Regions from separate parts of the Homo sapiens genome. Here all the other regions are linked to region 3. Evidence: chromatin loops called from intact Hi-C (ENCODE). Cell type or tissue: PC-9. All regions are shown on one strand.

Evidence for each region. Hi-C counts contacts between places; a loop is a spot of excess contacts. Peaks named below come from ENCODE experiments on the same cell type or tissue, not always from the same donor. Only the 100,000 strongest peaks of a DNase experiment are listed, where the experiment ranks them.
Region 1: it touches region 3 in a loop (3-fold over the local background); 3 of 110 quality-filtered maps call a loop at or near these places.
Region 2: it touches region 3 in a loop (7-fold over the local background); 5 of 110 quality-filtered maps call a loop at or near these places.

What each region holds. Positions count from the first base shown.
Region 1 is chr12:93,240,401-93,248,400 of GRCh38, forward strand. All of the region lies in intron 2 of LOC643339 (a long non-coding RNA gene), which reads right to left. Among named protein-coding and RNA genes, the nearest start is that of LINC02412, 70 kb to the left of the region's middle. RefSeq lists an enhancer at 3,302-3,561. In PC-9, no CTCF peak of the experiment used is centred here; a DNase peak (open chromatin) is centred at 3,941; H3K27ac peaks cover 1,385 bases.
Region 2 is chr12:93,310,992-93,318,991 of GRCh38, forward strand. The region is part of intron 2 of LOC643339 (a long non-coding RNA gene); the gene reads right to left. Among named protein-coding and RNA genes, the nearest start is that of NUDT4, 63 kb to the right of the region's middle. RefSeq lists an enhancer at 3,618-3,762 and a cis regulatory region at 3,683-3,696. In PC-9, no CTCF peak of the experiment used is centred here; DNase peaks (open chromatin) are centred at 3,690, 4,360 and 6,480; H3K4me3 peaks cover 1,608 bases; H3K27ac peaks cover 4,006 bases.
Region 3 is chr12:93,083,895-93,091,894 of GRCh38, forward strand. The region is part of intron 3 of LOC643339 (a long non-coding RNA gene); the gene reads right to left. LOC105369908 (a long non-coding RNA gene) reads left to right here and starts at 6,586. Exons shown (of 4, transcript NR_188219.1): 1 at 6,586-6,734. In PC-9, no CTCF peak of the experiment used is centred here; DNase peaks (open chromatin) are centred at 3,637, 6,457 and 6,937; H3K27ac peaks cover 4,703 bases.

The DNA.
Region 1 (8,000 bases), 160 kb after region 3:
TTTCCCTTCATTCTCCCATTCTAGATAATGAGATCAAGGACAGGGACTAGCTCATACTGATTTTTGAATTCCCAGGATCTAGCATAATGCTGCAATTGGTGTGGACTTCAATAAATGTATATTATTGAGCTGAACTATCTTCACTTACTGTACATCCTTTGTCCTTAAAATATAGTTTGCATTTCAGATTTCTCATGAATTCAGGTAGTTCCTGCCATCTAAACAATTAGGCCTGGTTTCACTCAACTAGTATTTGATTATTAAAGTCAATATTAAAATTGTACTATCCAAGATCTTAGACACATCTTTTTTATTTTTGCAATAGAATCATATCAACTTGTAACAGAAGAGGTTTGATAGTACGTAAGGTAGCAACATTCCTCTGTTTTCAAAGTAATTGTGCCATTAGCCCAGAATTTTTCTTTTTTCCAAATAGGATTAAATAACCTGGAGATAAAAGTAGTTCTCCAAAGGAAAAGGTAAAATAATTTCACAGAAAATATTTCCTGAGTTGGTCATATGACATCAGAGATTGGGATTAAAGATTTTATTTTTTTAACTCATTTAATTCATGGAATATAAATTTATTGTTATCAAAGATATCAGTTCAATTTTATTATTGAACCTGTAATTCATTCTATACTTTGATCCTGTGAAGACCAAATTCATCATTTTCTTCAAAAATGTCATATAAAACTTGAGTGATCAGTGACATTCTTTATTTTGTTTTTGTAAAATAAGGAAGACATTAAAGCCATATGAACTTCCTCAGTAAATGGAAAGCAGTCCACATCAATGCATTCCTCATCATGGTCATTACCAAGGGATTCACTACTTCTAGGAGGCTCTATCCTCAGCAAACAAACAATGGCCCACTTCATCATTTCCAAGTTGAAGTTCCTTGCCCCAAAATATACTACAATCCAACAAAGGAATGGACATCATTCTTGCTGATATGTCCCCAGATGACAGCATTCTTAAGAGAAGTTTCACAGCTCTGGATAATGTGAGTTTATCTGCAAGCATTGACACAATACACATTCAAGGGAAGTGGTGGTGGTCTTGGCATTGACACACAGTGGAAACTCAACAGTGACGTAGACTACAGTCAACACACATGTAACATCCTCAGGTTATATCCCACTTCAGTCTAGCCTGGCAGAAACAACTAAAATAAAATACATAAGCATGCAACATCCATATAATAAGTTCAGGAATTAAGGATGAGAATGAAAACCATCTATCCCATATACACAGCTTGGGAACTAAGGACTTGACCTGTCTCTCTAACTCTCTCCCTCTCAACACACACACACACTCACACACTCACTCACACACATACATACACTTTCTTTCCTACATTAACGTAAGTTTACTACTCCACTGTCTTCATTAGCATAACTTTACTATTCCAGGAGATTCTAGCCTAAGCAAATAATTTGATTATTCATTACAGAAACTTCCCAAAAAGATCCTTCACTCTTCAACAGGAAGTACCAGCAGACGGTTAACACCCTAAGGATCTTCAAATCCCTCAACTCAAAATCCTTTCCTTGCTGTTTCCAATTCTACACTGTTGTGTTATTATCCTTATTCAATCTTCATCAAGCTCCCTTACCGAAAGATCACCTTAAACCAAACTCCCAATAAAACATATTTTTTAATTCACCACTGATCGGAAGGCATAAAATAATTTTTTAAATAATAAAATACAACCTTGCTTTTTTCCCCTCAGAGATATTACCAAAGCTCTGCCTAGGAGGTGATCTTCCCTACCACAATAAACAATACAGATAGCTTTGACTTATCAGCAGGTTGTGTTGGTGATATTTGGAGAGCCAGCATTTGACAAGTACTTAGTATGGATCGAGCAATAAGCTAAAACATTTGGAAACTGATATATGGCTTAATCTAAGCTAAAACTAAAGCATCTGGAAACTTAATCTATTTCCCCCTAGAGGTCAGAGGCCCTCACTGTTTAAACAATTCCACATCTGGACATTTAAATTTCTGCCTGGTCCAGCATTTGCTACCGTATGTTAAGAGGAATTATTTGTCTAAATGAAAAAACGTTTCCATGGTCAAACAATTTGAAGACTGATGAGTTAAGAATAAAAAGCATCATTTCTTCACTGTGGGACTTCTCAGGGCCTTTAGGGTATACTACTGGGTATCAAAAATATCCAAGAGGGAGTTATTAATATATAGCCTACGCAAAATGTATATAGATGCTTTGTCCTACAGTAACTCCCTAGATTCTCACTGGATACAACAGGGATGATGGACAGTTTTATCTAACCTTCCATCCTGCCGTTTATTCACAGGCCATTTCCAGAGAACATGGTCAGAAAGGAAGATAAATGACCACAGCTGTCTTAGCCCTCAGCAATCAGCTCCGTGGTAATTTTAGGGCTGCCTTGATCTGTGGGCAGGGGAAAATGAAGGAAATGAATTAGCCTGAGTCCTGCCAGCCTTTAAATGAGGATGCCTGTGTGCCCTGAGCTATGCTTAGCTAATTCCAGCCCTTCTCCCCAAAGGGAATGCTGGTCTTTCAATATACTGCCAGGAGTTCCTTAAACCTTTCCCACATCTGTGAACACCAGGCAGAAGTTGTCCAAATGGTCCAAGTTGCTGATCTTTGCTCAAAGGAAGGCCCTGCTGGCATGGACCCCTCAGTTTACAAAGAGGTGGCATCTGACATACTCTGCCCCACTAACAGCTAAAATCCTCATGCTGTTATCTTTCTTGACTGTACCCTTCTGCTAAGATCTCCACTTAAAGGACATTGTTTTGGTCAGCACTCTGACTTGCTTGTTTTGGGTAAAGGAGAGGAAATTGACATTTACTAGACACTTTCTATGCGTCTGATGTCACATAAGACACTTTACATGCTTTATTCCATGTAATTCTAACAAGTGCAAAAAAATCATAATAGCAAATGTTTATCTAGTGTTTCCCATGTACCATGCACTGTTGTAAATGCTTTACATAGTCTCACTCTCTCAAGGCTCAAGGCAACTCTACGTGGTAGATGCTGCTATTACCCCCACTCTATAAATGAGCAAATAGAAGGATAAAGAGGTGAAAATAATTTGTGTAAGGTCACATAGACAGTAGCAGAGCCAGATCGGAACACAGTCACAGTCCATGCATCTAACCACACTACCATTGTCTGCCATTATCTGTCCTGTCAGATGAGAAAACCAAAGCTCAAAGAAGCAGCTCTCTCAAAGGCACACCGGAAGTGGAAGAACTGGTACCAGAACCCATGTCTGTCTACTCCCAAGTCCGTGTTTCTCCTCTAGACCACAGGCTCTCAGAGCATAGTTCCCAGACCAGCAACATCTGTAACAACTGGGAAACTTGTTAGAAATGCAAATTCTTGGCCCCACTCCAGATCTACTAAATCTGAAAGTCTGGCATGGGGCCCAGTCATCTCTATTTTAACAGGACTCCAGGTGATTCCCATGCAGACTAAAGTTTGGGAGGCACTCCTCTACACCATGCTGCCTTCTGTAGAGCACTGAATTTTGATTTTACCGGCAAGGACTAGAGATAGTGCTGTCTAGTGGTTAGAAGCTCTGGGAAGCTAAGAAACAACTTGGTCATGACCCAGCATATTTCACTGTCCTTGACAGTAGACAGGCCAGGGGTTGCTTTTTCCCCCCTTAGCAAATTCATGGAGCAGAAAAAGAACAGCTGCACTGTGGTCAAGAGGAAGACTGGATTCTGTCCTTGGCCATCCTTTACCCTGCTGATCACTTTTCAGATCCAGAGATTCTCAGTGCCTTTCTGTTCAATGTTCTGCTGCTTTTGCCTGCCAGCTTTGTCAGCTCCTACCTGTGACCCTTCTTGTCTTTCAACCCCTCCCACTTCAGGAGGAAGCACTTCTGTGGCAATATGTTCAGCTGATGAGCTGCCCTCCTGGTTCAGATATTGTGCAATGCAAAACATTTCTTAACAATTCCGGAAGCAAACTTTTTTTTTCTCCTTTATTGCTGTCAGGATCAGTTCAGTAGCTACACTAAAGCTTTCACCACTCACTGCTTCACTGAAAAGTTTAAGACCAGAGCGTTCTGCTGAATCAAGCTGTTGTTGAGAGGTTCAGTGTACGTATATAAAACAGAACAATAATTGATTTTTATAGAGGCTGAAAGAAAGTTAAGGAATCTTGGATGGCTCAGGGTGGGAGCTTGAAAGGCTTTTGACTCAGGATGAAGGATCACATGGTCCTCAATTTGTGCTTAATAGCTACAACATGGGGAAAGAGAGAGAGAGAGACACGGTATATAGGGGAAGAAGCTAAGTTAGCGCCAAGCTGAGTATTTTGCAGTCAGGGATCAAAAGGATACTACTTTTAAAAACCATATTTCTTCTTTAACAAACATTAATTCAAGCTCATTGAGTTTCTGTAGGTCATACGTTTCAATCCAGGATCAGCAACACAGAGTGTGTTATTTCACTTTCAATGCTGAGGGTGGGGACCTCCCCCTGCGAGAACATGCTGTATGTTGATTAAAGTTGCAAGGAGAGCTATGAAGGATCTGCCCAAATCTCCTTAATCTCTTTTTCTTCCTTCTTGATAGGTTTCTAGGGATCTGTTGGTTGAATTGTTCTGTGCTTGATATGGAATCTTGGTTTTTATTGGCCCACAGTAAAACTAATTACTACTGGAAAGGGCACCAAATTAAGATTAGCAAGCCTGACTTGATTTATCAAAATGGAATGTATGTATGTAATGGGTGAGTGTGTAGATGTTAGAATCAGGCAGAACACTCCTCAGTTTATGACCTCTCCAAAACCTGGTAGCGGCCGGGCGTGGTGCTCACGCCTGTAATCCCAGCACTTTGGGAGGCTAAGGTGGGCAGGTCATTTGAGGTCAGGAGTTCAAGGCCAGCCTGGCCAACATGGCGAAAACCCATCTCTACTAAAAATACAAAAATTAGCTGGGTGTGGTGGCACATGCCTGCAGTTCCATCTACTCAGGAGGCTGAGGCAGGAGAATCACTTGAACCCGGGAGGCAGAGGTTGCAGTGAGCCGAGATCGTGCCACTGCACTCCTGCCTGGGCAACAGAGCAAGACTCTGTCTCAAAAACAAAACAAACAAACGAAAAAAACCTGGTGGATTATCTTAAGGATTAAGTGGGAAAATACAGGTAATTCCCAACCTGCACAGCTGGGGCATTCAATACTGTTAACTGTTATCAGTGAATTCGCACTCATCGGAGTCTAGTTGGTGCCCGCCCCTGTGCTGGCGAGGCCCTGCAGGATCACAGAGGGACTCTCTGTTGGGGGCAGGCCTAGTTGCAGCTGCACTATTGTCAGCACACCTGCCCCCAACCTAGCCCTGTGACTTTCGAGAAGCTCTGTAAACCCCTAATCCTCCATACCTTCTCATCTGAAAAAACCCACATCCTCCTGGGGCTTACAGAGAGCAAGTGAATGAAATTGTCTGAAAATTTCAAATTGCTCTTCCAGGCTAATAAGAGAGTATCATAATTTGTTATATAAATAGAATATACACTTTTAAATTTCTCAATCTGATTTTAGTTGAACTTTTAGTGCTGTGGCATAATAGAAAGAATTCCTTAAATTGGGATTAGAAAACCTGAATGTAGGTCCTGGTTCTGAGATACTGCCATTTATTAGCTGTGCAACTCTGGGCTAGTCACCTAACCACCCCGGACCTCAGTTTTCTTATCTAAAAACCTGGCTAAGATTATCTACCCCTTAGGCGGATTTTTTTTCTTTTCTCTCCACACTCTGCCTACCCCACAGGTTTTTGTTTGTTTGTTTGTTTTTTGAGACAGAGTCTTACTCTGTCACTCATGCTGGAGTCCAATTGCGCAGTTTCAGTTCACTGCAACTTCTGCCTTCCAGATTCAAGCGATTCTCATGCCTCAGCCTCCTGAGTAACTGGGATTATAGGCACGCACCACCATGCCCAGCTAATTTTTGTATTTTTAGTAGAGATGAGGTTTCACCATGTTGGCCAGGCTGGTCTCGAACTCCTGGCCTCAAGTGATCCACCCACCTCGGCCTTCCAAAGTGCTGGGATTACAGGCATGGGCCTCCGTGCCCAGCCCCCTATAGGTTTTTATATCAAAAACATCACTCCAGCCTGGTCGAGAGAGTGAGATCCTGTAAAAAATAAACAAACAAACAAACAACAACAACAACAAAAAACACCTCACAACTCTACAGGCAGGAATTACTCTTCCTGGCTTGCAAATGGGCTCAGGGACTTAATTATCCAGAAGTCACACAGTGAATAACCTGAGATTTCAAACCAATACCTGAGCCCACACATGTAATCACTATTATTATCACTGTTCTTTTATTGTGCGTGCCATTTTTGGAAGAACAATGAAGTCTATTTGGGTTGACGATCCCAAATCCTCCATCTTAAATCTTCTTATTAAACTGTGTGAAAAAGTTACCATGTAATCTAAATTATGATCTGTTTTCCTACCTTCACTCCTCCAAAATAATTGCAATTATAAAACACTTGATGTAAATTAATCTCTGTTCCTCAAACTTGAGAGTTACATTAAAAAGTCTCAATTATAAATGACAGATAGATGCTGTTCCTAGAGCGAAATCTATCTTGGTTTGTTCTAGGATTTTAAAAAATATTTGATGTAGGCCAGGCACGGTGGCTCACACCTGTAATCCCAACACTTTGGGATGCCAAGGTGGGTGGATCACCTGAGGTCAGGAGTTCAAGACCAGCCTGACCAACATGAGAAACCCTGTCTCTACTAAAAATACAAAAATTAGCCGGGCATGGTGGTGCATGCCTGTAATCCCAGCAACTCGGGAGGCTGAGGCAGGAGAATCACTTGGACCCGGGAGGCAGAGGTTGCGGTGAGCCAACATCGCGCCATTGCACTCCAGCCTGGTCAACAAGAGCGAAACTACGTCTCAAAAAAAAAAAAAGAAAGAAAAAGATGTAAAATATGCCACAGAGAGAGAGAGAGAGACAGAGAGAGAGAGTCTTTAAAGCTTCCCTCACCCCATTCCTGACAAAAGCAACAGAAAAAAATTTTCCCAGGACCCAAGCTCGAGATATTCCTGATACCAGCCACCTCCACAAGCAAGGCTGCTGTCAGTGGAACTGAGAAGCTGCCAAGAAGCTAGGCCATTTCTACTCCACATTTGGTCTGAGGCCAGAGTGTTGTCTTTCAGTTTTTAGACAAATCTCCCAGGGTGATGTAGACCCAGCAATAACCATATGTGACCATCACAGCCTGCAGGAAAGAGAAGAAAGGTAAAGACGGCTTTCATAAATGGCCCTGATCTTATCTGCAAAAGCTGGACAGCTCTTTTTCCAATACAGAAGCAGAAACAGTCGAGATTAAGCTTTGCTTAGGGAGGTAGGGAGTTCTAGTTCAATGGTCCAAATCATGCTAATCAACTTCTGCAAAGGACAGTGTCCTGGAGCTGTGGGCCTTGAACAGCAAGCTCGGGTCCACAGGTTTGGCCACAGTATGACTATGCCTGTGTTATTTAAAGTTTGTCCCAAGGAGTGTTATGATGTGCTTGGTATGGGCTTCACCCCCAGCAGGCACAAGCATGTGCATGCCTCATTGGCACTGTGTCCGTATGGAGCATTGTGAAGGGACTATGTGGAAGGAACAGGAAAAAAGAGACTACTTAACATCCTTTGCTTTGCTCTGCCACGTTTTATATTTACAAGCTTCTGTGTAGAAGGATACTGATGTATGTTCTTGGCTTCCATAAGACAGTGGGGGTGACAGGAGTAAAAAGGAAGACGCCTAAAGACACTGAAGTTTCCTGGTCTATTTGGTCAACAACTATTTAATAGGGGCCCACCATGAATCAGATAAGGTACACATGCTGCAGATACAAATGACCAAGAGCAAGCCTGACTGCTGCCCTTATGGAACTTGGTATCTAGTAGGGGAGTCAGCCAACAATCGAATAGTCACATAAATGTATGGAAAATGGAAGCTGTGGCAAGTGCTAAGAAGACATG
Region 2 (8,000 bases), 230 kb after region 3:
TCAGTCTCAAAAAAAAAAAAGTGACTATTTAAACAAGGAAACTCATTCTTTTGCCCACTTATGGTATGATCATTTAAAATAACATTTTTAAAAATGTATAGTATAAACTTGGGGGAGGGCGTGGGGAGAAAGAAGGAAGGCTTTCTTCTCAGCACTTTCCAAAAGCAGACAGATGAAATATAGACCTAGCACTAGAATAATGACTTCAGATGAAGTCCTGTGAAAGCAAGTTCTATCTGACTGTCTCTCCGTCTGTCTGATGTGACATCAGTGGTCAAACCCTGGAAATGATGGCTAGAGGGCAAAATCTATTTTAGGTGTTCTCTCAATCCCCTTAGCCTCACCAACCCACTTGTCCCAGGTTTATCAAATCCATGCTAGAACCTGGCCACACTGCTAAGTCTAAATCTCCAGGAAAAATAACGTTTAAAAAAGAAAAGACTGGGCCAGGCCCGGTGGCTCACGCCTGTAATCCCAACACTCTGGGAGGCCGAGGCAGACAGATCACCTAAGGTCAGGAGTTTGAGACCAGCCTGGCCAACATGGTGAAACCCTGTCTCTACTAAAGATACGAAATTAGCCAGGTGTGGTGGCGGGCACCTGTAATCCCAGCTACTCAGGAGGCTGAAGCAGGAGAATCACTTGAACCTGGGAGACGGAGGTTGCAGTGACCTGAGATCGCACCTTTGCACTCTAGCCTGGGCAAAAATAGTGAAACTCCATCTCAAAAATAAATAAAAGACTTAAATACAGATGAAATTCAAAGGTAGGGGCAGTAAACCTACTTAGCGAATAATCAAGTTTCTGCATTTCCTTTTCTCTTTGGTATGAGTGCAATAATCTTGTCCCCAGTCTACGGGCTCTTCTGGTACTTCCAATAAATTCCTTCCAGGGACCCCACCTAATCCTTTGTACATGGTCCCAGTTGTCTGCCTTCCTGAGGTAAACGCATTCCTAAAACATTCTGTGTGAAGGAGATGTTCATAGTACAAATAATACTTTTCCACTGACTTTAATTCTGATTCCCTAGTATTTTTATCATGGCTTCTAATCTATCTTCTGGCTACAAGAAGTGAGTCATTTGTAAAGTGAAGAATTTATTTTAAAGTGAGCAATCATACCACCCATTTTCTGTTTTCCTCCAGAGAGGCATCTAAAAATGACTTTCCCCTTGTAGTCCCAAAGTTCTCAAACCTACACTCACCTCTTTGCCCAAAACTTCCAGCCTCAACTATGTTAAGGTCTCTCTCTGCCTTGCTTAGAGCCCCACCGTCGCTGTGATAGTTTTCTAGAGATGCCCAACGAAGTATCGCAGAGTTGTTAAAGAACAGGAATTTATTTTTCCACAGGTCTGGAAGCTAGAAGTCCAAGATCAAGCTAACAGCAGGGTTGGTGTCTTCTAGGGCCTCTCTCCTCAGCTTGCAGATGGTTTTCTCTCTGTACCTGTCTATATCCACATTTCTTCTTGTAAGGTCACTGGTCATATTGGATTAGGGCCTACCCATAATTTTATTTTAACCACTTCTTTAAAGACCCTATTTCTAAATACAGTCACATTCTGGGGCCCCCTGCCTTAAGGGACAACATCCACCACATTGGCCGGTATGCTAAATGGAAGCATTACATTTCTTTGTGCCAATTGCCATAAGAAGTAAGGCCGAAAGCAGGAGAAGCATGTCTTCATTTTCTCAACTCACTACTCCACCGTCTAGGTCCTTGATTTAAATGATTTCATGACACAAGTAGGAACAGACCCTTTGGGCAACTCAGCAGCTAAGCCAACATCACCTTAAGCAAAATGTTAGACATGAAAATGTCACATTACATGGAAAACAGCGTTAAGGGACCACAACTACAATAAGGAAAAGACTGTGGTTTTTTTTCTCTCTTATATTGTTTGTGTAACTAGGATGATTCCTGTACATAATTTATTCGTATGCATATGTATCCATATATTATATATAACATTTATTGAGATCCAGCCATGTGCCAGGCACTGCTCTAAAAGCATTATGTGTACTAGCTCACTTAATCCTCATGATAGCTCCATGAGATAGATACTTTTATGATCCCCAAATTATGGACAAGGTGCTGCAGCACAGAAGTTAAGCCGCTGCCCAAGGACACACAGCTGGTAAGTGTTGCAGGTGGGATTTGGCCCTGGAAGTCTGGCTTTTGTATCTTATGCATCAGTTAGCAGACTATTGCTTATTTTGATCAAGTCTTTTCTATTTCTAATATGCAATTAACATATAAACACCATTAGTTCCATTGAAAAACCCACTGCAGAGATTTCAGAAGGGGCTGCAAACCCCTTTGAGCAGGCTCCCATCAGGCTACCTTTCCTGGGTGGTCAGCAGCTGCTTTGCTCCTCTGTGAACTTTTTCCTTAATAGCAAAGTGGCCTCAAGAAGACCTCTGGCCTCAAGAAGCTCCCCACTCTTGTACTGGCAATTGGCAATACAGTGTACAAATGTACACTGCTTCAACTGGTCCTAGAAAACCTGGGAACCGATGCATCCCCACAAGGAAATATTAGAGTTGGGGACCAGGTGAAATCACAGTCATACCTTCAGGACCTTCCATATATACTTGCCTTATTCAGCACGTACTCAGTACTAAGAACTTAAGTTATTTACACATATTAGCTCACTTTAGCCTAGAAGAAGCCTACAAGAAGATATTAATGTTCATCATTAAGAACAATGTATATAAAAATGTAAACTGCAAAATGTGTTAAAAATCTTAAGCTTTAATAAACTGGAGTTAAAAGAGAAATTGAATTAAACCACACTATCCTTACTCAAGTTCAAAACCATATATATTTTCAAAAATTATTTTCTGTAGAGATGTGGCCTCACTATGTTGTCCAGGCTAGTTTGGAACTCCTGGGCTCAAGCAATTTTCCCATCCCAGCCTCCCAAAGTGCTGGGATTACAGGCACAAGCCACCTCAGCCAGTCCAAAAATATTTTTCTTAAATCATACTCTCACAAAAACGTTTTGTCTCACTCCACTTCCAAAGTGACTCATGGAAGCCGTGAAAACCAGAACCAATAATAGTAATGGGATTAAAAATAAATAGAATTTATTAAATATCTACTGTGTCCCAAAGTGGCATGTGTTTCTTTTCTTCTTTTTTTTTTTTTTTTTTTTTTTTTTGTAGAAATGGGGTCTCACTATCTTTGCCCAGGCTGGTCTGGAACTCTTAGTCTCAAGCAAGCCTCCCGCCTCAGTCTCCCAATGCACTGGGATTACAGGCATGTGCTGCCCAACGGTGTTTCCTGGACTCAAACTTGCTTTGATGTCTCAGGTCTGCATCTACAAACTACTGGATGTTGAGAAAGTCCTGTAACTTTCCCATGCCTCAGTTTCCTCATCTGTAAGTGGGATGACAAAGATACCTATCTTGTAGGCTTGTTGTGAGGATGAATTGAGTTAGCTTATGTAAAACGCTCAGAAAAACACATAGCATGTTGTAAGAAGACAGAAGTGCCTGCGGCTATCATCAAAATCTCACAACCTTGGTAATACACATTTTTACATCTGAGGAAAACATCTGAGGCTTAGACCTAAACTTGCCGCAGGTAACTCATTAGAATGTGGCTGGGGCGGGGGACAGTGGTGAAGGTTCCAACCCAGGTGTGGCAGATTCCAGAGCCTGCGGTCTGAACCAGCCCCTGGTGACCTTTACCCCGAGAGCGGAAGAAAGGCAAACAGGCGGAAGCCCACAGCCGAGGCCATCGCGCTGCGCATGATCCGTGGCAACCGTCCTTCCTTGACCTTTGCCCACTGGAAAAGCCAATCCCAAGTCAGCCTGGGGTAAAGGGGCGGGGCCTTGTGGTTGGCATAGCAACAGACATGGGTCAAACTCACCTGGGGGTTAGGGCGGGGTTGTTTGTCACTAAGGAATCATTGCTGAATGACACTACAGTGGAGAACCAGAGCCCCGGGCTTTTCTAAACAAACAGCCCTGGTCACTGCTGAATTCAAAGTGTACTGCCGGGGCCGGGCGCGGTGGCTCACGCCTGTAATCCCAACACTTTGGGAGGCTGAGGCAGGCGGATCACGAGGTCAGGAGATAGAGACCATCCTGGCCAACATGGTGAAACCGAAACCCCGTCTCTACTAAAAATACAAAAATTAGCTGGGCATGATGGCGGGCGCCTGTAATCCCAGCTACTCAGGAGGCTGAGGCAGGAGAATCACTTGAACCCAGGAAGCGGAGGTTACAGTGAGCCGAGATGGTGCCACTGCACTGCAGCCTGTCAACAGAGCAAGACTTGTCTGGAAAAAAAAAAAAATGCGCACCGCCGGGCCCGCCTCCCTCAGCACCCAATGCTGGTCGGAGCCCTCGGGCAAACAAACTACCTCCTGCATCCGGGAACTTACCCTCCAGGCGGAAGGAAAGAATGCGGGGACAGAGACCTGTCCTGGGAGAAGCTCCTTAGGAGATGAAGGAGCACCGAAAGATGCCTGACGTTTTTACGACTCCTCTTTCATGTTTGTGTCCCATCTCTTCTCAGAAGAATTAGCCATGTTTTGTGAATTCCAGGTGCCATCTTCAAAAACACCCTTGGATTCTAGCCAATCACCAAAATGGCAGAGACGGCCACCTGAGACCAATTAGAATATCCACACCAGTGGAAGAGAGCTCCAGTGGTAAATTTCCTAGATGTACAACTATTGATTTCATGATGTATTGTTCCATAAGGTGACTTTAAAACAGGACAAAAGTCATGATTCGTATCTTTGTTTCATCTTGTCGTTAATATTATATCTGGTAATTTTCTTGAAAACATAAGGACTTATTTTACAAATTTGTATGCTTTCATAAGTACTTCATTGTAACTTTAATAGTAAATAAACTTTGGCTTTATTAAGGTGTAGGAGAGAAAACCCTACGAACAGAAATAAAACAATTGTGATGAATCATTCATTAATCCCTGGGAGAAGCAGAGTGGGCGTACTGTGGGCTTAGGCTCACTAAGAAGGACCTGGATTCACATCCTAGCTTTGTCCATTGTATGTGGCCTTGGGCAGGTCTCATAAGCCACACTCCTTTGCAAAATGAAGATAACAATATCTACTTCTGAGAGCTGTTTTCAGAGGATGAAAGTGCATAATAAGTGCCTTATCTTACACATGGCCCAGTCTTGGCTCAAAAATGTTACTTTTCTTTCTTGAATATCCCCACTTCCTCTTGAACAGCCTCCCCCAAGGCAGTTAGTTGCTCATCTTTCTCCCTAATCCCCAGATAATTTGTTCTGAGCAGAATAATTTTTATCCCGGTAGCTTAGAACAGTGGCCAGCCCACAACAAGTACTTGGTGTCTGTTTATCTGGACTTGGTTGTGCTGTAATTTATGTGCTGACTGAGAGCTCCCAGGGATAGGAACCACATCAGCTAGCATCTAGCATAGTACCTAGTACATAGTGCCTACTACATAGGCTATGCTCAGTAACATAGTTGTGTTACTATGCATTGCACTCCTCATTTTTGCAAGGTACACAAACATATCTGTCTTCAGCAGCCAGGCAGGTGAATTAAGATAAGAGCGATAAAGTCCGTGACAAACTGGAGGCATTCCCATTCAACTAAACAAAAAACACTTTTCTGGCCAAACACAACAATCTGTCCACAGGATTTACCCCTCTACCATAAAACTGCCACCATAAACAAAGCTTTGTAATTAACAAGTTCTTTTTTTTTTTTTTTTTTTTTTTTGGGCAGGGTATCAATCTGTCTCCCAGGCTGGAAGGCAGGAGTGAAGTGAAGTGGCATGTGGTTCACAGTAGCTTCAACCTCCTGGGCTCAAGTGATACTCTCATCTCAGCCTCCCAAGTAGCTGGGACCACAATCACATGCCACCATGCTGGGCTAGGTTTTTTATTTTTTGTAGAGATGAGGTTTTGCCATGTTACCCAGGCTGGTCTTGAACTCCTGGCCTCAAGCGATCCTCCCACTCCAGCCTCCCAAAGTATTGGGATTATAGGTGTGAGCCACCATGCCCAGCCCACAATTACTTTCTTATATGTTATCTCATTTGATACTTGAGCAATTTTCTGAAGAAAGCGTTTTTGAGTTCATTTTACAGGCATCTGATAGAGAAACTGAGGCTCAAATACAGAGATTTATCCAAATCAAACTAAGTTAATAGCCAGCCAGGGATTTGCATTCATGTCTTCTAACATCGACCCAGGACTCCCGCTTCTCTTTACACCATATACTGTTCTTTATGTGCCGCTGTTTTTCTCTTTATAGTTTTTCTAGGACAAAAACCAAGCTCCATCAGAAGGTTAAACCTGTGTCAGGTTTACAGTCCAATGACCGCCGTGGGTCATAATCCATCTAGAGCTCTGAGACAGGTGCCTTTAGAAACAATGCCTTCTTTGCAACCAGAGGAGCGTGTTTTCCTCGAGTCATCAGCATAGAGAGGCCTGGCAGCAAGGTATGATGAGCATGATGAGTGGGCTGACAGGAAGAACTCTGCACCCAAATGGCAATGAGGAAGCAGGCTCCTTATATCAACGTGAAGAATCTTTAAAGGAACTTGAGTTTGTAAAGAGAGCAAGAAAAACAAGATAGAGTCTTAGCAACTAGAGGAAACAAGCATCTCATTTCTGTAGGCCAGTGTTGTCCAACAGAAACAAAATGTGAGCTACATATAACTTTAAATTTTCTAAAGAGTAAAATTTAAAAAGTAAAAAGAAACAAAAGAAATTAATTTGAATAATACATTATATTTAATCTAATATATACAATATATTTTTAACATGTGACCAATATAAAAATTATTAATGAGCTATTTTATTTATTTATTTTTGAGACAGAGTCTCACTCTGTCGCCTAGGCTGTAGTGCAGTGGCTCAATCTTGGCTCAGTGCAACCTTGCCTCCCGGGTTCAAGTGATTCTCCTGCCTCAGCCACCTGAGTAGCTGGGATTAATTAGCATGTGCCACCATGTCCGGCTAATTTTTGTATTTAGTAGAGACAGGGTTTCACCATGTTGGCCAGGCTGGTTTTGAACTCCTGACCTCAAATGATCTGCCTTCCTCGACCTACCAAAGTGTTGGGATTACAGGCGTGAGCCACTGCGCATGTAATTCTTTTTTTAATTTATATTTCTTTTTTTTTTTTTTTTGGACAAAGCCTTTGACATCCAGTGTGCATTTTATATTTACACTCAGTGGCACTGGCCATATTTCAAGTATTCAGTAGCAGCTGGGCACAGTGGCTCACACCTATAATCCCAGCACTTTGGGAGACTGAGGTGGGCGGATCACCTGAGGTCAGGAGTTCGAGACCAGCCTGGCCAACGTCGTGAAACCTTGTCTCTACTACAAAAAAAACCCAAAAAAATTAGCCAGGCATGGTGGCGGGCACCTGTAATCCCAGCTACTCGGGAGGCTGAGGCAGGAGAATCGCTTGAACCTGGGGCAGAGATTGCATTGAGCCAAGATCGCGCCACTGCACTCCAGCCTGGGCGACAGAGCGAGACTCTGTCAAAAAAAAAAAAAAAAAAAGAAGTACTCAGTAGCCACATGTGGCTAGTGGCTGCCATCTTGGACAGCACAGATCTAGGCCAAAGAAATTCCTAAAGGTCTATATTTCTGGCATAGTAAAAATGAGTGACATGGCTCTCTTCAAGGCCACTGAGAGGTCTCATTTCCAATCCTGCTAGTCCAGTTTGAAGACTGATCTTTTAGGGTCAACTTCAAACTTTGCCGCCATTTAGAGAGCAGCCGTGTCAATTTCCAGCCAGTTGCTCTGCAAAGCCAATCAGAGCCCATTATGTTTGGCTCCCTGTTTTTGCCTTGCAAGAGTGCAGTCCTCAGCATGTCCCCTTTCAAATACCTATTATTCTGGTGCTGTCTTCAGTGGTGCCATGACTGGCAGTGATTAGGGTGACATTTTTTATGTGCCTGAGTTCACAGAGCAAATTACATAGCGTGAGTGGCATGGTGATTAAGTGGCTGTGTGTAAAGACTAGAATCGCTAC
Region 3 (8,000 bases):
AGAGATGGGAATCTCACTATGTTGCCCAGGCTGGTCTAGAACTCCTGGCCTCAAGTGATTCTCCTCCCTTGGCATCCACAAATTACTAGGATTACAGGCGTGAACCACCATGCCTGGCCTTGAACTGTATCTTTAAAGCCCCTGAAATATTGTTCCTACCAAAGTAATATAAATGAGATTATGTCCTAAAATGAACTGTATGAAATGCAAGAAAGCTACTCATTATGAAATCCTGTTAATATATGTGTGTTGGGGTGGATAAGGTAAAGAATGATTGACGCTACTTAATAAATTGTGGTTATCCATTAGTACATTTTTAAATTAAATTACTAATGAAATACAACAAAGTAGAAAATATCAGCCTTCATCATGCTTCTAAGAGCAAATACTGATTTGTGAAACTTATTTCAGTGATACATATACTGGGTCAAGTGTAAAATGTATTTCCACTGGGTCAAAAAAGTTTTTAAAATTCTAGTTAACTGTGGTTAAAATATGCAGTTCAGAAATTACTGTGATGTACTACAGTGTGGGAGTAACACAGGAAGAAAACACAGTAGAGTTATTATAAATAAAATCTTGCTAACATCTATGGGAATCATATATTCTGAGCCTTAATATGTTCTTTCATAGATGGTTTTAAGTTGGAGGTGGTCATCGAGCTACCATTTCATCATCATCCTTCTCACTTTTCTCTTTTTACAAACTGGAGAACGGTACTGTCATCATTTAGGTATCCCCCCAGTGCTTGGAACACCATATGCACTAGATAAATGTTTGATACATCTCTAGAAAATGGTCTTTTCACAAAGCCATTGTGTTTACATAGAATCAATGATATGAATAAGATATTTAAAATTTCCATATATGCACTGCTGTAATCAAACATCATATGATCACTGTAATATCCCATAAGCAGTGGTTTTATATAAAAAAATTTTGAGGCCGGGTGCAGTGGCTCACGCCTGTAATCCCAGCACTTTGGGAGGCCGAGGTGTGTGGATCACGAGGTCAGGAGATCGAGACCATCCTGGCTAACCTAGTGAAACCCCATCTCTACTAAAAATATGACAACAAAAGAAAAATTAGCCGGGCATGGTGGCAGGTGCCTGTGGTCCCAGCTACTCGGGAGGCTGAGGCAGGAGAATAGCAGGAACCCGGGAGGCAGAGCTTGCAGTGAGTGGAGATTGCACCACTGCACTCCAGCCTGGGCAACAGAGTGAGACTCCGTCTCAAAAAAAAAAAAGAAAAAAATTTTGAAAGACTACATTTTAAAAAAATGAGCTATTATTGTTATTCTTTATATTATTTTTCATTGGCATTTTTATTTAGATGTAATAATGTTGATGCTAATACCGCGTCAGTAACAAACTTTACTAGCTGTAGTGAGTTGAACTGTGGCTCCCAAAAGTTATGTCCACCTGAAACCTCAGAATGTGATCTTATTTGAATACAAGTCTTTGTAGATGTAATTAAGATAAGGGTCTCAAGATGAGATCATCCTGGATTGAGCTGGGACTTTAATCCAGTGAGAAATGTCCTTCCAAGAAAGAGAAAAGAAGACACAGAGACAAAAAGAGAAAGCCATGTGAAGACCAGGGCAGAGGCTGGAGTTATAAAGTCCCAAACCACAGAATGCCAAGGATTGCTGGGAGCCACCAGAATCCAGGAGAGAGGCATGGGATGGATTCTCCCTCAGAACCTTCAGCGGGAACGTGGCCCTGGCAAGACCTTGATTTTGAATTTGTGGCCTTCAGAACTTAGAGAGAATAAATTTCTGTTGTGTTAAGCCACCAACTTTGAGGTAATTTGTTAACAGCAGCTCTAGGAAACTAATATACCAGCTGAATAATATACTGATAGTTTAAAGGTCACACCAATTATAGATTTGGTTTTCCTGGCCCTTGCCTGACCTATGTCTTTCACTTAGAGAATGTTGGTAAGAGTTTATTCTGAAGCAGTAGTATTGGATTCCCACAGACAAACATACGAGGTCACATGGCAGCTGCTTTACACAGGACTGTCAACTGGGCCATTGCTATGGTTAGAATGTTTGTGTTCCCTACAAAGTTCACATTGGGATTCAATCCCCAGTGCAGGTTTATTAAGAGGCAGGACTTTTAGGAGGTAATTAGGTTATGAAGGCTCTGCCCTCATGAATGGAATTAATGCTCTTATACAAGGGCTTGAGAGCCTGTGCAATATAGGGGGACCCCATCTCTACAAAATATTTAAAAATTAGCCAGGCATGGTGGTGCACACCTATAGTCCCAGCTACTCTGGAGGCTGAATTAGGAGGATCACTTGTGCCTGGGAGGTTGAGGCTGCAGTGAAATGTGATCATGCCACTGCACTGCAGCCTGAGTGACAAAGTAATACCCTGTTTGAAAACGAAATAAAATAAATAAAAGGGCTTAACAGAGTTCATTTGGCCCTTTTTGCCCTTCCACCATGTGAGGACACCACAAGAAACCCCCCATGAGGAATAGGCCTTCACCAGACTCAGCTGCTGGTTTATTGCTCTTGGACTTCCCAGCCTCTAGAACAGTAAGAAAGAAAGTCTGTTCTTAATATATTATTCAATCTAAGATGTTTTGTTATAGCAGCAAGAACAGACTAAGACAACTATTGCTTGGATTTTCTTTTACTCCTCAAAAGCCAAATATGTCCATGGTTGAAACCAAAGAAACTGGATTTTCATTCCAACTGAACGACCACAGTAGCAGAGCGATCAGGAACATGGGATGGGGTCAGGTAGTTCTGGATTGGAATCCCGGCTCCAACCCTTAACTGAGGGAGTGAACTTGGACAAATACCTGAAACTCTGGGCCTCTCTTTGCTCATTTGTAAAACAAGAATTGTTAAACTCCCTCAAATGCTGTCAGACAATTTAATAAGGAAAACACCATCTTGACAAAGTCTTAGTGGTACCTCAGAAAAAAGAAGTCAGGGATGGATATTTATACAGTTTTGAGATCTTGGTTCAAGTAACCTCAAGAGTCTTTAAAGAAGGGAACTGAAGGTCAGGCGTGGTGGTTCATGCCTGTAATCCCAGCACTTTGGGAGGCCAAGGCAGGCAGATCAACTGAGGTCGGAAGTTCAAGACCAGCCTAACCAACATAGAGAAACCCCATCACTACTAAAAATACAAAGTTAGCTGGGCGTGATGGTGCATGCCTGTAATCCCAGCACTTTGGGAGGCCAAGGCAGGCAAATCAACTGAGGTCGGAAGTTCGAGACCAACCTGACCAACATAGAGAAACCCCATCACTACTAAAAATACAAAATTAGCCCGGTGTGGTGGTGCATGCCTGTAATCCCAGCTACTCGGGAGGCTGAGGCAGGAGAATTGCTTGAACCTGGGAGGCAGAGGTTGCAGTGAGCCGAGATCGCGCCGTTGTACTCCAGCCTGGGCAACAAGAGCGAAATTCTATCTCAAAAAAAATAAATAAATAAAAGGGAACTGACTGGAATTGGGCTAAGATCATGATGTAACCTTAGCCCAAGGTGGACGAAGGGAGGATCTTAAAGCAAGTGTTGATGAGTAAACTATGGCTTGATGAGAGTGAGCAATTTGCCCAAGGGAGCAGATTGTTATCTCAGATAAGCTGATCAGCAGGAATTTCCTAATGCAAACAGAGAAGTTATTTGTTGGCTTACAGTCTTATCTATTCTATGAAAAGTTTTCAGAACAAGTAACTTAAGTTATATTGACACAGGTGGTCTGAGTTCTAAGTCCAAATAGCAATGTCATGTTGATGGCAGTTGTCACAGTTCTCAAGAGAATGATATCTACTTTCTGTGGCTGTTGTCAGGAGTAAATGACATCATGGTTCTATAGTATCTGCCACACAGCAGGGACTAAATAAGATATTATTATTATCCATTTTAATTTATTTTGAAAGACCAAACAGATGTAATAGGAAATTTTTATATCTCTCAAATTTTTATTGCTTTTCATAAATAATAAGCAAAGTAAATGGCTTGCGGCTTTCCTGGAGTTTAGGAACTACTAAGTTACTAAGGTTATAGTAGAATTTGCACTTACTGAAAGAAAAAAAAAGGGGACAAAAGGAAAAAAAACATTGAGAGCTCTTTTTCTTTGCCATGATGCTAGTTGTCGGCATATTTGCATTCCCCAAGGACTTGGGAGTAATTAGCTCTGCATAAGCTGCACATCTTCAGGAAGAAAACAACTTTTATAAATGCAGAGAGGTTTCATGAAATGGTGTGTCATATGGAAATGCAATAATTTCTGGAGACTAGGAGTCTTTATTCATTCCCTCTGCATATTCTCAATTGAATTAGTAAAATTTTCTTATAAGAGAATGCTACATCTCTTCAGTCTCTGAACATACAAAGCCCAGAGGAACTTCTTGAGTGTTTGTATATTTGAGTGTTTGACTTCAGAATCTCTAGACGGTGGTTGAGTCTTATCCTCAGGAACAGAAAGCAACATGGTCAGATGCCTGTTTGACTCCAAGGGCAGTGCTCATTCAATGCCCCCACCCCAGCTTTCTCCACTGAACCTCGCAGCAGCATTCTAAAGACTGCAGGAGGGACTGCCCTGGTTTTGCCCCCTTCACTCCAGGGAGTCTGAACCTGCTTCACTCAACTTTCCCATCTCTAAAAGAGAGACAAAAAGTGCAGCACTCTTAATGTTTTGATGCGTCATTAAAACAAATAAAATAATCCAAACGATGTAGAAGAAAATTGTTTTACTGACAAATAATAATTATACATATTTATGGGGTACAATGTAACATTTTGATACACCAAGGGATGATTAAATCAAGCTAATTAACATATCCAGCACCTCACCTACTTACCTTTTTTTTCCTAGTGAGAATATTTAAAATCTACTCTTAGCAATTTTGAAATATGTAGTAAGTTATTATTAACTATGGTCACCATGCTGCGCACTAACATTTATTCCTCCTGTCTAACTCAAACTTTGTACCCTTTGACCAACATCTCCTCTTTCCCTGTCCCACCCCGTACCCCCATCCTTGAGTAATCATCATTCTATTCTCTACTTCTGTAAGTTCCACTTTTTTAGATTCCACAGGTAAGTGAAATCATGGAGTATTTGTCTTTCTGTGCTTGGTTTATTTCACTAAACATAATGTCCTCCAGGCTTATCTATGATGTTGCAAATGACAGAATTTCTTTCTTTTTAAAGGGTGTCTAGTATTGTGTAGCCAATTCTTCATAATCCCAAGATATCATTACTATGTGATAATAAAGGCAAGCGTATGAAGTAAAAGAAACTGTAGTAGGTCAAACTAATAAGAAAAATGCTGATCTGAATGTCTATACAATGCATAGATTGTGTTTTTAAAAATGCAACAGTATATAATTTCCGGACCTGCTATAGTCTTGGGAACTAAGCAGTATAAAACTTGGCTAGTGACTAGATAAAATGATGATGTATAACAGACATTAGTTACTTATATGCTTAATTAATCTGAACATTTACCCTACACTCTTATTGGCGTTATTAATTTGTTCAATTTGTTAAAAGAGTTTCCTAAGAAAATGTGGCTTTATTTCAGTACCTATTTTGAATCCCAAATATTTTTTATATTCTGGCTTGATAACTGAGTGACTAAGAGGTTTCAGGGCCTTGCTACTTGGGTTTGTATACAGGCCTACCATTTTCTGGCTATGTTTTCTTAGATTACTTCACCTCTCTGTAACTTAGTTTCCTCAATGATAAAATAAAAATAATAATCATGGTCACCTCATAGGGTAGTTAGGAGGATTGAATGTGTTAGTTCTTATAAAGTGATTAAAGAACCAAATGCATAGTATGTTAGTTCTTGTTTATTTTTCTTGAAGTTAACTGTAGGAATTTTACCACTTACAATTTACAGTGGCATTGCTCTATGGGAATAATACTACGTGGGAGGATTCTACCGTGGTTTTTGATATAGTTTGGATGCTGTCCTCCTCCAAATCTCATGTGGAAATGTAATCTCCAGTGTTGAAGGTGGGGCCTCGTGGGAGGTGATTGGATCATGGGGAGTCTTTCCCCCTTGGTACTGTCCTCACCACAGTGAGTGAGGTCCTGTGAGATCTCATTGTTTAAAAGTGTGTGGCACTCCCCCAACTCCTGCTCCTGCTTCCGCCATGTGAAATGCCTCACTTCCCCTTTGCCTTCCACCATGATTGGAAGATTCCTGAGGCCTCCCCAGAAGCAAAAGCTGCTATGCTTCATGTACAACCTGCAGAGCCATGAGCCAATTAAACCTCTTTTCTTTATAAATTACCCAGTCTTAGGTATTTTTTTATAGCAGTGAATGGATTAACACATTTTATTTCAAATTTATATCCTGTATAGCCTTGCATTATGAAAAGAGCACAGAACAGGAAGTTAGGACATCTTGCTTTGAGGTCTAGAACAGCCATCAACTATATGATCTTGGGTGAGTCACTTCACCTCTCTGAACCTGTTTCCTCAAGAAAAATAAGCAGAGTAGGCTGCCTGCGTGATCTCAAGACAACACACTGTGCTAGAATGAGTCTTACAGCAAGAGTTCAAAGTTCAAATTCTAATTCTAGAACTCGTTGAGTGTAAAATTCACAGCAAGTCATAGAACCTCTTGGAACCCCAGTTTCCACATCTGGAAGAAGGGGCAGAATAGTATCAAAAATGCTTCACTCCCAGGAATGTGGTGAGCATAAAATTAAATAATGAAAAAGTCAACTATAAAGCACTAAATAAATATAAGGTAAAACTATTAATAAAATCTCATTTAGTTTAATATTTCTGCTAAATCTTTTTATTTTCCTATAATCTTTTCCAAGTATTTGTTCTTCTGCAGGTAGAATTCTGTGGGTTGAAACCAGACTATAAAAATCTGTGTGTTTTTTTTTTTTTTTGTCACTCAGACTATCTGCTATGAAGAATGTTTTCCCTTAGTTAAGGTAACAGCTATAAATGTTCAGTTTGCCCCTGAGTCATTATCTGAGTCATGATTCTGTATGAGTCAAGAAATCTAAGAAATATAGAAATTATCTATTTATCCCCTTTCTTTTCTTTGTATAAATATCTCTAGATATAACCAATAAATAACTTGCCTCTATCTTGGGTTTCTTAATATTTTAAAGAGACTGTTGTAGAGGAATAGGGTAATGGGAGATTATCTTCATCAAGAAAGAGCCTGTGCATATAACCTGTACACACACACACACACACACACTCACACACACACACACAAAATCAACAAAACCCTATGCTCCAGCCAGAAAAACACCTTCTTGCCACTAGGCCCCTATTAGTGCTGGTCCCTCCACCTGGAATTCCTGTTCCTCTGATTTCTAACTGTTCAATTATACCTAGAATTCAGGGTTTTGTTATAATCTCAAACTTTCAGTGAGATGGATTGAGTGGTTCTTTGCCCAGTGAAAAATCTTTAAGGCCAATATTCCTTTTTTTGCAGATGGTGAATCTGACAGAGGAAGAATTAAATGACTTGTTCAAGGTCACCTTTGAGGAATTTGCAGGAAGTTTAACTTATGTATATTTTTCCCCTGTAGTACCCCAGGTATATCTTTTCAAATCATCCTCGTCTGAACCAATTTATGCTCCCCTTACCCATCAGGTTCTCCTGTAACACATATATAATACCACATGTTGCCTTGCACTATAGTTGCTTGTGAATAGATACCTCCCTTCCCAGAGAGTAGGTCCCACAGAAGAGTAACTATCTTATTCTCCAAATCCTTTAGAGCTTTTAGCACTGAGTACATACCCAGGTATCACAAATTTTGTATTTGTTGAATTGGAGTGGAACATCTCAAGGATATTTTTCTATTGCCTTTCTATGAATAAGCTCAGTTTTGCATGAGTCCACTTTGATTCTCACCTAAATAAGATCATGTAGAAACACCAAAAGCACCAGTGTAGATGCAAGAGATGGTGAAGACCTGAGGCCTTCACTGCTGCCTCCTGCCAGCCCTGCAGTTCTCAAAGAACAAGGGTCGTTGGGCAATCC